Regions from separate parts of the Homo sapiens genome. Here region 2 is linked to region 1. A link is an interaction called in ENCODE POLR2A ChIA-PET data of the cell type or tissue named here. Cell type or tissue: OCI-LY7. All regions are shown on one strand. Links, peaks and the distances in the headings refer to the core of each region. The heading gives the core; the rest is flanking DNA.

The links. ChIA-PET counts read pairs that join two places held together with the same protein. Peaks named below come from ENCODE experiments on the same cell type or tissue, not always from the same donor. Only the 100,000 strongest peaks of a DNase experiment are listed, where the experiment ranks them.
Region 2: POLR2A ChIA-PET joins it to region 1 with 6 read pairs; 1 of 35 experiments calls an interaction of 5 or more read pairs at or near these places.

Annotation. Positions count from the first base shown.
Region 1 is chr6:39,808,992-39,817,942 of GRCh38, forward strand. The region is part of intron 1 of DAAM2 (dishevelled associated activator of morphogenesis 2); the gene reads left to right. It overlaps LOC124901487 (a long non-coding RNA gene), which reads right to left. Exons shown (of 2, transcript XR_007059917.1): 2 at 839-1,041. Among named protein-coding and RNA genes, the nearest start is that of DAAM2, 21 kb to the left of the region's middle. In OCI-LY7, for the core only: CTCF peaks have their summits at 4,325 (motif pointing right), 5,976 and 6,183; DNase peaks (open chromatin) are centred at 2,200, 4,400 and 6,020; H3K4me3 peaks cover 1,967 bases; H3K27ac peaks cover 3,223 bases.
Region 2 is chr6:39,860,497-39,869,447 of GRCh38, forward strand. DAAM2 (dishevelled associated activator of morphogenesis 2) reads left to right here. Exons shown (of 25, transcript NM_001201427.2): 3 at 432-521; 4 at 3,937-4,011; 5 at 4,484-4,578; 6 at 7,014-7,347; 7 at 8,327-8,437. Among named protein-coding and RNA genes, the nearest start is that of DAAM2-AS1, 32 kb to the right of the region's middle. RefSeq lists an enhancer at 4,001-4,500. In OCI-LY7, for the core only: CTCF peaks have their summits at 4,991 (motif pointing right), 5,190, 7,265 (motif pointing right) and 7,475; DNase peaks (open chromatin) are centred at 4,985 and 7,295.

The DNA of each region.
Region 1 (8,951 bases), core at 287-8,286:
CAGGAAGCAGTTGGCACTCCCAAAAGGGTTTGATGGATAAGAGTTTAATGAGAAGGCTATTTACAGAGGAGGGAGTAGAGAGATGGTGACGCACTCAGGAAGGAGCAGCACCAGGAAGCCGTTAGTGCTTCTCCACCTGAAGATGTGAGAGCAAGGAGTGGTGTCGTCAGAGCTCTGCCTGCTGGAGCTGTGCAGGAGGGACCACTTGGCAGGAGCTGTGGATCCAGAGGGACACAGCCTCTGCCAGACTCATGGCTTAGCAGAAACGTAATGGGGGAGTGGGCACTCTGAAATTTCAGGGACTTGGCACCTCCCTGAGTTTCTTAATTTACCTAGTTCATTGCTCTTCCGTGACCAACCTCACAGGCCTCAGTTCTTTGGCTCTCATTCATGTCTCATTAAAGTCACGTACCAGGGCTGCTTATAGACCTGGCTATCTGCTCGGTTTCTTCTAGCTGGGGAATGGTGAAATGTTCAGGAGGAAAGAAATCTGAAGAGGTCATCTATTGTAGCATTTCCCAAACTGCCTTTGATGGAACACTAAGTTCTCACAATGGTTGTCCTAGGGAAAAAGAAAGTTCTGTGGTTAAAGAAATTTAAGTAGCCCTTTTCCATCTCCCCTACTTTTCCCCCTAGAGAGCCACAATGCTCAGAGAAGCACTGCAGTAAAAAAACAAAAACAAAAAACACCCTAGTTTTACGATGTCTAAACTAGCGCTTCTCAATTTATCTAAAGGGACTTTTTCCATGGTATACCCCACAGAACGAGTGTTTTGAGGTTTGTATCAGAATTTATATTCAGCTATAGCCACATGGAACAGAAACCTGGCTAGAGTTGTTCTGTCAACTGGGGTTCTTTATTTTTCTTACACAACCAGTTCAGCAGACACACTCCAGAGTTGGTAGGGTGGTTCCACAGTGCCATCAGGGACCCAGGCTCCCTCTCTCTCTCTCTTCTTCAGCCTTCTTTAGAATGGAACCTTTGTCTTTGTGCTCATTGCTTCATGGTTACAATGTGGCTGCATCACCTCCATCTTCAATCTGCATTCCAGGCAGGAAGAAAGAAAATGACAATGCATAAAAAGTGCATGCCAGCTACTTCCAGTCTCTTTAATAAGCTTCTCGGAAAGTCCTGGCCATACACATCAAAATTCTGTTGAATAGAGGTCCCAAACTGCAGTGGAGTCCGGGGGGAAGCTGAACATTTTTTAATTGGGCATGTTGCTGCTGCAAACAAAAGCAGGGACCCATTCATAGGAAGAAAGAAGAAGAGATCAGACATTAGGTGAACAATGAGCATCATGTGTCACATCGATCAAACCTTGTTTCTCTCTTCAGCAGGCTGATTCTAAAATCTTCACAGGTAAAATAAAAACAAACAAAAACCTATGTAATCAATAGAAAAAGCAAATTCTAAGCAACAAGCCACTTGGTATGGCAGAGTCTGCAGAAAATACTATTGGTGCTCTTCCCAGACCCCTGGTTGCTGTGGGTGCTCCAGCTAATGGTTCACACCTGTGTGGGCTGCCCTTGGGTTGTCCATCCCCTCTACCCAGAGGTACCTGGAAGTTACACCCACTTGCCCCACCCCAGCCCACCTCTCCCCTGCATCCTGTGACCAATGACTCACTAGGAAAGGGGAAGAGCCCCATTTTTTTGCCCCTTATGGGGACAAATGTGTCTCGGTCCAAGTCACCCTTCAGAGTTCCTCACAGCATGAGGCTGAAGTTAGACCTCACCCGAAACCACATTCTTTCCCAGATCCCTCCCCTGCCTTTTCCTATTTCCTTCATTCCCTTTCTGGTTCTTCCTGAGAGCTCAGTTTCACCAAATCACACATACACCCATCCTGTCCGAGGCTCTGCTTCTAGCGAACCCAATCTAAAATGTCCTGGGTAAAGCAGGCTATTCTTTATTACACCCTAAGGGAAGGGATCTAAAACCCTTCCCCTCAGCCCAGTTTGTGGCCACTGGTGGGCTTTGGCTTGGCCTGGGTGTTGTGGAGGCAGATCCTCATTCCACCCTGATGATGGCTGTGGGAATGCTCCTTGCCAAGTCCTCAGATATGTTTGAGGAGGCCTCCTGACAAGGCATTTAGCACAAGGGGTCCAGCATTGTCTCTTCTCAAGGCAGATATTCTTAGAAACTTTGATTTGCATTTGTAAGCCTGTAAACTGAAGGGAGTGTGTGTGTGTGTGTGTGTGTGTGTGTGTGTGTGTGTGATTTTCCATCTTGTGGCAATGGCAGCTGGGTATTTATAGCTGGATCTTCAGGGCCATTCTCACGTGGCTAAAGAAAATGAAAACCTCATGTGGATGTTGTTTTGTTTTCTCTCTCTGCCTCCGCCATTGCAAGCACTCCAGTTGTTAAACCCTTATTGTTGTAACTAGAGCCACCCTGAGCATCCCTGCGATGGAGGGGTTATGTACATTGACTATTTCAGGACAAAGTGCCTGTTCTCCTTCAGGCAGGCCACAGAGTAAAGGAGGGGACTTTTGGGGAGAGCTCGTGGGCAACACCAAATGGCAACCCCACCCGGCACCCTCCTCTCTGGAACGTCTGCCTGGATTTACCCCATGGAATGTGGATTCCTTAAATCACCTCATGATCCCTCTGCATATATAAGCTCCTTTGAAAGAAAACTGTTTTCTTTCTCCCTTGTTTTGCTGTATTCTGAAGTCTTTTATGTCTGGGTTTGGCCTTCTCTGTTAGGCTGAGAACACCCTGGGGGCCATGGTCTGTTTGCCCAGGTTACTAGAGCTCTTGGCAGGGGATGTTGGCGGGGGGATCTGAGAAGGGTGGCAGGAACTCAGCCCCTGGCTTTCTCCAGGATGGCTTGAGAACTCATGGAGCTCCTTAGACACCAGGGTTGGATGGTTTGCCTAATGTTTACTGAGAAGCCAGTCCCCTTCCTGATAATTGAGGGAACTGAGACTGAGGATGCAGGGCCCCTGTAGACCCTCTGTGATTTCATTCTGGTGACCTGGAACCCACACATTTACTCCTTGGACTTAAACACTGAGGCTACAGAGAATTTGTATCTGGGGCATAGGGCAGGGTGCATAGCCCAAACCTGCCAGAACTAACAAAGGCTACCAAAGAGCATGTTAGGAGGGGAATATAAGCCTGGTTGCTGCGGACCCCGGGAGCTAGGTCTTCCCACTCCCTGGCCAGACCCACGGCAGTCAGACCTTCTGCAGCTGTTCTCCTATGAAGGGTTTTATACACTCCTACTCTTCAAATTCAAATTCTCTAAATAATACCTACCATGTATGGAGGGCTCACTAGGTGCCAGACACTGGGCTAAGCCCTTGCACATTTCAACACATCTCATTCTAACAGCTCTGCAAAGTGGGTATTATCCCATTTTATAGAAGAGGAAACTGAGGTTCTGAGAATTTAGTCAACTTTCCTGAAGTTGCACATCTAGTTTGTGGCACAGAGGGGATTCCAAGTAAGGTGTGCCTGACCCTAAGACCCGTGCTTTCTGTACCGTACCCCAATCATTTCACTTCATGATGAACTTGACAATCGACTGTACCTGAATTCTGCTTTGTTATAACTCTCTAGCCTCCACAAACACTCAGTATCCCCCGCCTCCCCACCCTGCCCCTGTCAGCCTTCTATTCTTAGTGTGGATGGTGACCTCTGACTGTGGAGTCAGCAGGTAGCTTTTGGAGTGCCTGTAACTCAAACAATTTAATCTGACATCTCAATCCTGCCACCCTCCCCTCTGTTGCAAACACACCCTCAACTCCCTTTTCCTGCCTGCCTCTGTCCTCCTCCAGCTCCTGTGAGTTCTAGAGGGTTTCCAAACCTAGGATAGAGCCAGCAATTCATTAGTCTTTGTCCTGTTTCCAAGAATCCCAAATATATAAGAATTCCTCATTGAAAAGCCAAGCATTCTTGGGGGAAAGTGTGTGTCACCAAGAAAGCACGATTCCTCACATTGGGAAAGGGGATCGTAGTCCAGTCCAGGAAAATAAGTGTAGATTTCAGTGCCAGATGGAAGTGGATTGGCTCTCCCTGACACCTCCCCTCCCCAGCCACCCACCCCTCACAAACCACAACCGGGGAGCTTGCCTTCCCAGTTCATCTGAGGGCACTAACCGGATGACATTTTCCTCTGGAGAGAGAAGGAAAGAAGAGGCAGATTGTGTGTGTGTGTGTGTGTGCGTGTGTGTGTGTATGTATGTGTACACAGTTCTCCTCACCTACAGGCCACTTTCTGTGCAGTTCCTTTTGGCATGGACCACTTACTGTTTGAAGAGCCCTCTAGTGAGTTTTTGGGGTGGGGGTGAATCATAGGCGATGAGTCTGGCTGCTCTTCCACTAGGAGGAAGCATCTCCCTCCTCTTTGGGGCAGCTCAGCTTACCAGAAGATCTAAGGTAAATGAATAGGAAATCTGCTCGAAAGCATTTAGAAAGCAACCTCTTATGGCTGCGTTATGCAAATTCATAGGCTAGAAACAGGACAGGCACCAAGAGGAAGCACGTGAGCTGAGTGAGCAGAGTGTGTGTGGAGTGAGTTATAATCAAGAAAAGCTTTAGGAGGATATGAAGTTGCTTTTTTTAAAAAAAATTCTCTCCTTTATTATAAAAGAAACATGGATTTATTATACAAAATACATAGTAGCAGAAGACAAAAATAAAATTAGTTCATGAGCCCATCACGGGGCACTGAAAAGAGACTTTGATCTTTCTGTTCCTCTGCCCCCTTTCCCACAGCTTCCCACCTGGCCACAAACAACACTTGGAGAATCTGCCTTCCCAGGTCACTTAACATTTGGCAGTTAATGTTTCCAGTCTTTTCTCTCCACATACATTGTAAAAGCATGGTTGAATACATATTATATGTGCAGATGTTAGACAGTTTTGTATTGTGGTTTTATCTTCTGGTTAGTATTACCAACTTTGTAAATGAGGAGATAAGTCAAGTGAGGTGTGGAAAAGGGTCATGGCCACTGTTTGGTAGAGAGGAAACTGAGAACTGGGGGAAAGGGGCCCTAAAAGACCAGCTGATACCCTGTGGGATGGAGGATCTTTTAAATCAAGCTTGTTCAGCCCGTGGCCCATGGGCTGCATGCGGCCCAGGATGGCTTTGAATGAGGGCCAACACAAATTCATAAAATTTCTTAAAATGTTATGAGATTTTTGCAAGGTTTTATTTTTTTTAAGTTTTCTTTTTCTTTCTTTCTTTTTTTTTTTTTCTCGCTCATCAGCTATCGTTAGTGCTAGTGTATTTTATGTGTGGCCCAAGACAATTCTTCTTCTTCCAGTGTGGCCCAGGGAAGCCAAAAGATTAGACACCCTGTTTTAAATGACAGAAGATGAAGAGCATCTAAACCTCAACCTCCCAGCTCCTATGTGAGTTGGGAGCAGTAACAAAGCCAGCCTCCCCTTTGACCTTGGCTTGGTTTCCCTGGCCACAGATGGAGCTCTGATGCCTTTGTTGGGGTTGGCGTTGGCGTTGGGTGAGCACTGTGGTGAGCACTTCACATACAACTGATTTTCTGTTTTACAGATTTGGAAACTAAAGTTTAGAACAGCTAAGGACCTGGAGTAAGATCCATGTGGCACAGCAGCAGAGCTGCAATTCAAACGCGTTCATCTTTCTCCTAACCACTGTCCTAGGCAGCTTCTAGTTCCATGGAAGAGAATGTCTCCTGATTCCTCACTTTCTGCTAAGCCTTTCTGGATTGACTCACCAAAGAACAAGGGGTGCCCTCCCACCATTTCTGTGGAACTCAAATGCCTGAGCCCTGCTGTATGGAGTGTGTATCAAGGAGATTTGAGGAAATAAGTAACCTCAGCATCTGTTCTCACCACGTGGCTCTTCCTCCAGGAAGTTTTCCAGGTTGAATTCCACTGGATACTCATCCCTCTCCTCCTCCATTCTCTTCAGTATTAGCCTGATTCAATTCAGAGCCACTCAGTCATTGATATTGTGACCAGATGTCACCCGAGGAGCCCTGTCTTTGAGATTCAGAATAAATTAGCTGAATCTCACTGCCACAAACAGAGGGCAGTGGTTCTCAAATTGTGGGACCTTAGACCAGCAGTATCAGAATCACCTGTGAACTTCTTAGAAATGCACATCCCTGGGCTCTGCCCAAGGCTTCTGGATCAAGCTCTAGGGGTGCAGCCCAGCGATTTGTGTCTTATCAAGCTCACGTGGTGATCCTGGTGCACACTGAAGCCTGGGAACTGCTGGTCTGGAGATTCCAAAATAAGTGGTGGTGGCTTATATTTTTCACATCACCTCTGGCTCTGAGTTCCTATTTCCACTGAATTCGTTAAGATTATTAACTACCCCTAGGTGACAAGCATGGTGGCCCAGAAATTAACATGAACTCTGGAGCCAGACTGCTGAGATTTCAATTCTGTCTCTAAGGCTCACTCATTGTATGGGTGTCCCTGAGCAAGTGGCATAAATTCCCTCTGCTGCAGACCTCTTATCCCTAATATGAAATAACCATGGTATTCCCCATAGGGCAGCTGTGAGCCTTCAATGAAACTGTGTCTGTTAAACACAGTTTAACAGTGCCTTACACATAGTAAGCTCACAGGAAACATTAACTCTTATTGGTGTCATGCAAACCACGAACTCTTCTGCACTGTGTTGACCCAGATGTGGAATTACTCCCATACCCCTGGTTTACACACACACACACACACACACACACACACACACCGTTTACACAAGGCTTCATGAATGCGGTGAACTTTATGGAGGTCTGGGGAGACCAAGGGTATTTGTATTACAACAATTCAGAATTGAGCACTGGATAAGCTTATTCTAAAATAGATTGGCCAAAGGTTACACCATTTGGTCTTCCTCCTCTCTCCCTTGGTGCTCACAAGCAACTCACTCAAACAGGTCCCCCTCTTTATTATGTTGAGTAATTCAGCTGTCTTTACTCTCCAGCCCCACTCCTCAACTTTGCTCCTCAGTTCACTTTGCAAATCCAAAGACAACTTCTAAAGAATGGACCTTCTACCCTGATTCTCATGCTGGATTCCTCCCTCATAGGGAGAAGAGTAGCAATGAAGATTTATTTTTCCTACTGACATGAACTGTGCTACCTCTCAGGATGCTTTAGTGATAGTTTTGGTTTTTCTCTATAGGTATATGAATCACACGTTGTATTTTTTCTAGTAAATACTTGAGAAAGAATTTGATCCAGGAGTCTGGGGCAGAGCCCAAGGCTGCGCATTTCTAACATGTTCACAGGTAATGCTGATACTGCTTATCTGAGGTCCCACAGTTTGACTGCAATGTATTTATTTTTGCAATGGGGCATATTGCTCTATAAATGTTCTCCTGCTCTTGTTCTAAACCTTCACACCCTCATAACTAGGGATTTGATCACAGCCACAGGTTCTCAATCTTGATACTAGGCCACATAATTCTTGGTTGTGGGGGGGCTATCTTTTGTATATAGGAGGCTTATTAACACCCCGAGCCTCTACTCAGTAGATCTCAGTAACATTTACTAGTTACGAGAACCACAAAACTTCTCCAGACATTGCCAAATGTCTCTGGGGGCAGGGGGTGTGATGGGTAGCCACCCCCAGTTTTGAGAGCTGCTGGTCTCAGCTAAATAGTTCCTGTAATAGTTCAAGTCCATTATATCTTATTCTACCCCACACTTTACCTCTGTATTTAAGTTCAGGGGCCTGGATTTATTCATTGAGAAGAAAGGTATGGAGGAGTCCCAGCAGCCTCTGGATCACCCTTGATTTCCAAGGAGAATCATCAACACTTTGTGACTGCTTTTTCTCAAAGGCTCCACACTTAACCCATCTGCAGTGGAGCCAAGGACATCCAGGTCTGTTTCCAGTACCGTCTCTAGTCCTGTTAACGCTCCCCGTGTGGCGGGAAACCTCACAGGAACTAGGGAATGGCCTTTGGTTTTTGGCTTATAAATACTCATCATCACATTTCTTTTGCTGAGAAGTTTTTCAAAATCGTGTTTAACATTCTTGTTGCCGTAGTGGAAACTTTTGTTCTTTGGAGGGCTTCCCATCCTAGGCCCAGGTCAGATTCCTCAGCAGAGCTCTGAACATTTTCTAGGGAAGTTTCAGCAGTGAGATCGCACCTTTGATGCACTTACACAACTGTGGCTGGATTCTGGGTTAAGACTCCCAGGATCCCAACATACACAACAGGGAAACTATGCAGCTGGAGGAAGGGCCATGTGCCTGGGAGTCTTTCTGGGAGGCCAGGATCAAAATCCTTTTATGATTCTATTACTTTTCTGGGTTTCTCTCCTTGCCCCCTAATGTCTTAAATCTAAGATAAACAATGAGCACTTCAGTCAGTAAAAGATTATGCGTAATAACACACAATCTCCAAATTTCAGTGACTGAAAACAACAAAGGTGTATTTCTTACTCATGTTATCTGTCGGTAGTGGATCAACAGAGGGTCTCTGCTTGTTTTAGTCCCTCAGGAACTGAGGCTGGCAGAACAGGCCCTGTCTTCAATGTTGGCAGTTGCTGTTCTAAAGGAAAAGGGAGTCTGGTCCTCACAATTAAAAGCTCTAGACCACTAATGATGCTTCTGTTCATCAGTGTTCTATAGTGAAACAGAACCAATAGGATCTCTCTCTACATATATCTGGATTTGTTTTAAGGAATGGGCTCCCATGGTTGTGGGACTGACAAGTCAAAAATCTGCAGGGTAGGCCAGCAGGCTGGAGACCCAGGAAAGAGCTGATGTTGCAGCTCAAGACTGAAGGCAGTCTAGGGGTAGAGTTCCCTTCATTGGGGGACCTCGGTCATTTTCTCTGAAGGCCTCCAACTGATCAAATGAGGCCTACCCACATTATGGAGGGTAATCTGCTTTACTCAGAGTCTACTGATTTAAGTGTTCATCTCATGTTAAAAAAAGAAAAAATTCTGGCTGGGCATGGTGGCTCACGCCTGTAATCCCAGCACTTTGGGAGG
Region 2 (8,951 bases), core at 478-8,477, 52 kb after region 1:
AACGAGATCTGCAGACAATTCCCTTCTTTGTTAGGCTTTGTATTATGGTGTCCACAAGCTTAAGAATGACAAGGGATGGAAGACAAGAGACCCCAGGGCGAGAGGATCAGGAGCTAGCAAAGCAATGCAGGCGATGGGCAGGGAACAGGGTGACCTGAAGCAGGAGGGTGGATTTGCAGAGACAAGGCTGGGGGTGGACAGGAAGTAAAGGGAGTGCAATAGAAGTCACATAGGGTTGGTTGAGGCAAGGGGATGGGGCTGTATCTCTGATAGAAAAAGAAATGCCCTATCATATCTTTGATGCTCTTCGGGAGGAAGATAGTAGTAGCCTGAGGAACTGATTTGGGGGAATTGTAATTTCCTGCAGGGCTGACTATTCTAATCTCAACCATCCCTAGTGTCAGACGTATTTTTTCTTATTGTCTTTGCAGGATGAATTGGATCTCACTGACAAAAACCGAGAGGCTATGTTTGCACTGCCCCCTGAGAAGAAATGGCAGATCTACTGCAGCAAGAAGAAGGTGCCCTCTCTGACCCCTCTGGCCACATCTCAGGGTTCATGGCATGGGGTGGCTCTTGCTGCCTTGGCATGCTCATGCATTCACCTGATGTTTATTACATGCCAGCCCTGTTCTAGGTGTTGGAGGAACAACAGTGAATAAAATAGAAAAAGGAAATTCTGCTGTCCTGGAGCTTACACTCAAAGAAATAGGATTCTCTTTTTCAAAAACGCTTAAAGCAGGACCTGCTGCATCCCAGGACTGGGGCTTGCTGGGAGACAGACAAAGAAGCAGAGTCTGGACTCTCTCGTGCCTGCTCCCAGGCATGGAGGGTGGGCATCATGGACCATACCTGGAGCAGCTTTGCTATAAGAAATCAGTTTGGGGGGCAGGGATGTCCTCTTTTGGATCTTTAGTCTCCACTCTGTCCCAGGCTAGGGCTCACACATCTGTCCATGTTCTCCTCAGCATATCCTCCCTCTCTTCTTGCTCATTAAAAGATGCTGTTAGCCTCCTGCTATGGCCCTCCCTAGAAAGGGGTATGCTGAGCTCCAGTGGGGCTTAATTGGACTTGATCTCCTCCCTTCTGCTTTCCCAGCGGCTGTGCATTCTTCTCTCTGCTGTCTCCATCTCCGTGTTTCTTCAGCTTGCCTCTGTCTCTACGTCTCTCTCTTGCCCCCTTTCTATTTTAGTCTGTTTCTTTTGCTCCTGAATTTTCTTTTCATGGCCTACTTTCCTCCTCTCCCCTCCACCCTCCCAGTTTTCAGACTTGAGTCCCAAGTCTAAAACTTGTTATTCTGCCCTCCTACATTGCTTTGGTGTTTGGGGACCAGAGCCTGGCTATTCCCACGCCTGAGGCTTAGGCTCCCTCCCTCCTGGGAGGAGACAGGAAGGTCTGGGCGGAGTCTGAGCCATGTATCCTTTGTGCTCCTGTGCCCCCTCATAGCTCTTCTCTTACTCTTCCTGCTGAAGACTTTATCCCATTCCGAGGTCTCCACACTGAGCCAGACTGACCTTGTAACATTGGAGGATTCAAATATACACCATTTCAGAGTTGCAGGAACCTGGAAAACCACACAGTGTCGATGCAGTCTCATTCTTTATTCTACAAATGAGGCCAAGAAGGCCTAGAGAGGCAAAACTCACCCACAGCCCACCCAGTCCGTTATGGCAACTGGCTGCCCATTGCTAGAACCTGAGACTGCTGGGGAAAATAGTGCTAGAGGCTGAGGACCTGTGACAAGAGGCATGGGCTGCACACGCTATGAGCCATTGTCTAGTATACTCAATGCATGCTTATTAAGCACCTGCAGAATATAACACTCTGTGTTTATGCATCTCATTGTGAGAAAAGCAGGTCTTTAAAAAGCTCAAATCATGGAAAGAAGGAAGGAAGGAAAGAAATTTCAGGCGTAATTAATCATATCTCATGATTCTCCATTTTCCAAATTGATTTACTATGGAGTTCCCTTAAGTTGGTCTCTTCTACAGCTGCTAAAACAAACAAACAAACAAACAAAAAAATGGCCAGGCATGGTGGCTCATGCCTGTAATCCCAGCACTTTGGGAGGCCGAGGTGGGCAGATCATCTGAGGTTGGGAGTTCGAGACCAGCCTGACCAACATGGAGAAACCCCATCTCTACTAAAAAAATACAAAACTAGCCAGGTGTGGTGGCACATGCCTGTAATCCCAGCTACTCGGGAGGCTGAGGCAGGAAAATCACTTGAACCTGGGAGGTGGAGATTGTGGTTAGCCGAGATCATGCCATTGCACTCCAGCCTGGGCAACAAGAGCGAAACTCCATCTCAAAAAAAAAAAAAAAAAAAAAAAAAAAAAAAGATTTATTAAAATAGAAGGCATCTCTCACTGCCTTCCAAACCAAATTGTAATTTCCCCACACACTTTCACAACCTTCCACCTTCCCACATGGCACTTCCTCTGTCTATAACACCCTCCCCACCTGTCTTAGCTGTAATGCTCTTTAATAGCCCAGTGTTCTTAGACCACTCACGCCAACCCCCTACAAGCCTTCTGTGTTGGATGGATCACCCCCCAAGGTCTGCTATGGGTGGCTCTACCATAGAACATTTACCACCCTTTCTCTGGCACTGGACTGTTACATGGAAGGCAGAGACCATGACTCTTTACTCCGTACTTTCAGAGCTCAGCACAGTGATTGGCATCTAGTAGGTCCCCATTCAGTGCATATGGCATGGGTAAATGACGAGCCAGCAAGTTTAGGAAAGGATGTGTTTGCCGACACAATTGTTTTTGGTGCTGATTCCCCTCCCCAAGGCAGAAGGCAGAATGTTTGGCCTTCAGTCATGGAGAATTTAACATGTATAACCATGATTAAATTTAACATTTAACCATGTGAAGTCATAAAGACCCAAACAAAGCAGCTTTTCTACTGGTCTAAGATTTGTATTTTGTGAAACAAAATAGAAAACATTGAGTGGATGGAGCTGAGAGCTGCAGGGCCCGCTGGCAGCTGGCAGAGAGGTGTTTTGTCAGGGAGGGTCTGGAGGAAGTTAAGTTTTCATGCCGATTTGGAAGCAGGAGAGTGGAGAAAGCAGATGGGGAGGAGCCTCCAAAGTGACCTGGGGCACAGGAACAGGAATGAGCAGGATGGGTGTGAGGCCCAGAAGCAGATCCATTTGGCTGGAGAAGGCTGGATTTTCAGTCAACATTAATATTTCTTTAACTCCCATCATTCTTGCCCATACTTGGGGAAGAGTCGAGCCTGTCTCTTGAGGGCTGAGCACTGGGCCAGAGGTCCTCGGATCTGGGCTCTGCCTCCCCGCTGCACATCCCCCTCATTCAGGAGTTTGCCAGGAATTAAATCACAGGCCTAAGGGGGTCTCCTGAGTCTTTTCAAAGCCCAAAGCCTTGGAAATTTCTCTATTTTTCTAAAGTTACTATTTAGTGAGTGCCTACTATGTGCCAAGTGTTTTCTATTAGTGTTCTAGAAATACCTGAAAGACTTAAGTTTTTAAATTTCCAAACTGTCACAGACCAATACTTTTGTAAAATATGAGAATGAGATTATCAGAAAAAGTAAAAAGATGTATAAAAATAAACAGGAATCTGAATTAGATTCAACAGCCAGGAAATTATATTTCATTAAATACAAGCTGAGCAAACAGAACAAGAGAAAAGAATTTTTAAAAAATGGTGCACGTTGCTCACTGAAAGTACACACACCTGCATAGTTTCTGCCCGCGTCGTTGTCTGGCCATGAGAGTCAATGTTCATCATCTGTATTTCACCAAGGGAGAAATGGAAGCCTGGGGGAGAGTGTAATTTCCTCCAACCCACCCGACATGGGCAGAGCTGAGAAATGAATCCCTCTGCTGACACGGAATGAAGCTCAGGATCTCAGGCCACGGGCCTGTCTTGCCTGTTGGTCCATGCTGTCCTTTTTCTTGTTTCAGGAGCAGGAGGACCCCAACAAGCTGGCAACCAGCTGGCCTGACTATTACATCGACCGCATCAATTCCATGGCTGCGGTGAGTGGCTGCCCCTCTCCTGCCCTGCCCCCACCTGGAAAGGCTACGGCAGGGAGTGATTCCCCCAGCCCCCACCCCCCACACACCAAACTGCCTTTTACTGCTCCTCAGCGCCCCACTGCCCACTCACTGGAGTTCAGCAGCTTTCCAGTTATTCATGAAATTTTAAGGTAATCCACCCCTCCTCTGGGCAATCTCAGAGTCCCCCAACCATTTAAACATTTTAAAATCCATTTGGGCATCACACAAACTTGGGAAATAAACCGGGCCAGTACTTCTCTCCATTTCACAGATGAGGAAAGTGAAGTCCCAGCCCAGAACCTAGGTCTTCCCAGGGGCCGACACTCGGTCTCAGTAAACCATTCCCTGAGGCCTCACCCTTTCTGAGGCAAGCATGGCCCCTGGGTCACACCTGAGCTGTAGTGCAGAGGGTTGGGAGACAGGCAGCCCCTTTCTACCTGCTGGCCCTCAGATGCAGAGTCTGTACGCGTTTGATGAGGAGGAGACGGAGATGAGGAACCAAGTCGTGGAAGACCTGAAGACAGCCCTCCGGACACAGCCTATGAGGTAATTCAGTTTCCCCCTCTTGCTTCCTGCTGAGTCCCTTCACAGTTGGTCTCCTTGCCTTCCCGAAGCCCTGTGCAGTGCTCTGCTCCCATGCCGGTCCTCCTGGCCAACTCTGCCTCACCTGACTTCACTTCCCAGCCCCTACTCCTCTCCTGGGAGGCTGCCAGGGCTTGGGAGGAGGGGAGAGAAACCTGGGAAAGTGGGATAAACCTCAGGTCCTGAGGAGCTCTCTAAAGAGGAATCGAGGGCAAGTGCTTTTTAAAAATTTATTGATTTATTTTTGGTAAGGGGATAGAATAGGAGCGTGACCAAATGGACAAGGTACAAAAGAAAGAGCCTTGTGAGGATGAGGGGGCAGGGTGAGTGCCCCATCCAGGAAAAGAGGGACGCACGGGTAGAGAAGTACTCCAACCACTAGGGGGCGGTGTGGTGTCTCTGGATGGGATTTGCCATCTAGAATGGGAGCAACGCAGGCATGGAAAATGGGGTAGAAGTCCTGGAGCCATAGGAGGACACCTTTCCCTTCCCAGGCCACAACGTGTGGGGCCCAAAGTGGGGCTCCTTGTGTCTGGGTCTGCCCCGTGGTGTGCTGGAACTGGCTAGTAACAGCTGGCGAATGCTGAGTGTCAAATTTTCAGCAATTTTGTAAGCTGGTTGTTAAACGTAGCTATGATTAAAATTTCAATTGTATAAATTTAAGATTCAGTAAGTTATATCAAAACAAAGGTAATAAATACTTGAAACTCTTCATTCCCAAATTACCTAATTATTTTTCTACATTTTACTATAAGGTATACTTTTGAGTTTACATGCATTGTATGTGCATGGAAACACTATGAAATATGCATCTCTTCCCAACTCTGCATTCAATGACATCATATCTGTAGCTTGAAATTGGCTATGCTGGGAGCATTTACACCATGGAAATGAGCAAACAATCAGGAGCCACCCTTCACCCTTCCCCTGGCGAAAAGCTAGCCATCCATTGCATGGGGATGTGTATGTTGTCTGAGCTGAGCTCTCTCCCCAGGAGACTAGAAACAGCCTCAAGAAGAATGGGAGCATCCCAATTGTCTCTTGTCATTCTGGTAGTGGTGGGGCTCTGGAATGGGAAGGGGATAGAGGAAAGGATGAGGTAGTCAGGAAATAAAGGGGTTGAGAGGAAGTTGCCAGGTTTGTCTCCTACCCCAATTTATTGTAATTTCCCTTAATAATATTCTGCTAACAAAAGTTACATATTGTCATTGTGGAAATTTTATGGAATGCAGACAAGCATAAAATAGAAAAAAGTAAAAAAATAGCTATTGTTAACAACTTAGTTTGAGAGCACATTCTTTTATTTTCTAGGCGTATTTGTACAATAACATAAACACAAATACGCTTGGGATAAGTAATGTTATTTATAATAATTTTCTTAGATCATTAATTATTTTACTAAATCAAGGGTACCTGTGTGTGTGGGCATGCCATGGACATCCGGCGCCTAGGTGAAACTTATGGACTGCTTCGCAGAAATGATGTTTTAAATAATAGATAAAAAGATAGGCATAACAAATCAATGAAAATACAGCTACAAATAATAAAAATGAGATAGCAATGAATTCTGCTTCTTTACACCTTAAATAGCAAGAGCTAGCTGCGAGTCTTGATAACCATCATAATTTTGAAGTACTGAGGAGTGTAAATGGTATTTTGAGATACCTGGTACAACTGTAATTTGGTATGAAAATAGCTGTGATTTCTTGGGGTGACAAAGTCACAGATTATGCTAATACTACTGTCATTTATTGCTGACATTCATCATTGAGGAAAATACTAAATTTTAATTAGAAGTTACCAAAAATAAAAATGTAATTTTCTTTTCCCACCCAAGTCCTTGGATCTGTGAATGCTATCCATAGATTCTTCAGCAGAACACAGACTCCAAATTAAGAACCCCTGAACTAAATGGGTTTTAATGTTTTTTTGCTAACATTCAAGATAGATAACTCTGCTATTTTCTTTAGGATCCCTTGAAATGTAGCTTCCCTAGGCTTAACGCCATGACTTGATGATTCTGATGGCTTTCCTATCTGGAAGCCCTCTTTGTTATCCGACTGTAATTCTCTTAATCTCCATCCTCACTGGAGAGGAGTGTTCAGGTTTAACAGCTCTGATAATTATCATGATCATGTGAAGAGGACTTCACATTCATACCATTTTAGCTATGCAACTGACAATGATATGCAAATACAGAGTATTTAAAATGCAAATAAGACACAAGTCTTTTGTGAAGATGATAGGATTTCACTGCTTTAGATAAACTACGAATAAACCAAGTGGCTACTGTAGGTGGGACAAGGTGCATGGTGGTACACAGGTAAGGGGGTAACTATTTGCAAAGTGTACACAGAATCATATGCAAATATATGTTTGTTAATGGCTCTGATTTGTAGGTTTGTGACCCGCTTCATTGAGCTGGAGGGCTTGACCTGTCTGCTAAATTTCCTCCGGAGCATGGACCACGCCACCTGTGAGAGCCGCATCCACACCTCACTCATTGGCTGCATCAAAGCATTGATGAACAACTCCCAGGGGCGGGCACATGTGCTGGCACAGCCTGAGGCCATTAGTACCATAGCCCAGAGCCTACGCACAGAGAACAGCAAGACCAAGGTGGCTGTGCTGGAGATCCTGGGTGCTGTGTGCCTCGTGCCTGGTGGCCACAAGAAGGTGCTGCAGGCCATGCTGCACTACCAGGTGTATGCAGCAGAGCGAACCCGCTTCCAGGTGAGGGGCCAGGCTGGAGGTGGGATGCCAGCTGGGTGGGGCAGAGGATGTCACATGTGAGTGAGAGCCTGAAGATTCTTTGCAGCAGAAACTGGGGGAAAAGGAAAGTAATGTGGTCTGCATGCCTGCTCCTGGAAGGTAACAGGTGAAGAGTACTGGGACCTGGAAGGCTTGCATAAAAACACATGCAGGGCCTTAAGAGTTATGAGTTTGGCTGGGAAATGGACTTGTCTTCCTTATTAGTCAGTGGGTTCCTGGAAGCCGGAATATTGGCCTGCATTATTTTTGTGGCTCTGCATCTCCAACCTCAACACCTGGCTCATGATAGGGGCTCAGTCAAGAATTACTGAATTGAGTGCAATTGCTGAGATTGAGATTTTAGGTGCTATACTTGGGCCAGTACCTAATGTGGGACACTGGGACCATCCCTGGGAGCTTCAGCCATGCTATTCTCTTTTCTTTCCCTGACCTGCCCAGAGAAGTATCAGTGAGATGAACAGTAAATATGAAGTGTCTTAGCACAGTGCCTGGCACAGAGTAAGTCCATAGAGACATGAACTGATGTTACAAACCCCATGGTTTATTGCCAAAAACTGGGTCCTGACTCTGCAGAAGACGGAAAAGGGATAAAAGCAGTGTCCATACCATAAATGAGCTAGGCAGGGAATACATATGAGCTGTAAACAGCTGGAGCACGATGATAAAGCAGCACTGAAGCACTGCTCAACCATGTAGACCAAGCCCCAAAGGCTGAGTGGAGAGGAAGTGAGGCAGCACTGCCACTGAGGTGAGAGGCAAGGGAATTTTCCAGGCAGAGGTGAGGTTTGGGGCAGCCCAGAGTAAATTGGACAGACCTGATTGGGTGGAGAGAGCAGATGGGGCATTCTAGGTAGTGGAGGCGACAGGAGTAAAGATGCAAAGGCCACACCTGTTGGGAACTCAGCCCTCTCCTCCTGCTCTGTCCTGCATTTCCACCTAGACCCTGCTGAACGAGCTAGACCGAAGTCTGGGCCGGTACCGGGATGAAGTGAATCTGAAAACAGCCATCATGTCCTTCATCAATGCTGTCCTCAATGCTGGAGCTGGAGAGGTGGGGTGCCTTCTCCTTGCCCTTGCTGTTCCCTGACTTTCTGGACCTGGGGTAGAGTGTGTGAGTGTGTTGCTTCCCCAATAATTGTTTTTGCTATTAAACCTGGGAGGGCTCCTGGGGAGTTGCCTACATAGGTAGCATCATGCACGGTGGACAGACCCAGAGCTGAGCTGGCTGATGATGGCTCAGGGTGGCAGAGAATCATTGGTGGGAGGAGGGCGAGTTTGGGCCCTTGTTTATGGAGAGCTGTTTCTGGACTGTTTTCTCGTTGGCTGGTCATGTTCTTCTAGTGCCTTCTGTTAGGTGTGCCTTCTGGTTTCCCTTCCTTTGGGGTCAGAATGGGATTCTTGAAGTATAAAAATAGCAACAGGCTGGGCGTGGTGGCTCATGCCTGTAATCCCAGCACTTTGAGAGGCCTAGGTGGGTGGATTACCTGAGGTCAGGAGTTTGAGACCAGTCTGGTCAACAGGGTGAAGCCCCGTCTCCACTAAAAAAATATAAAAATTAGCCAAGT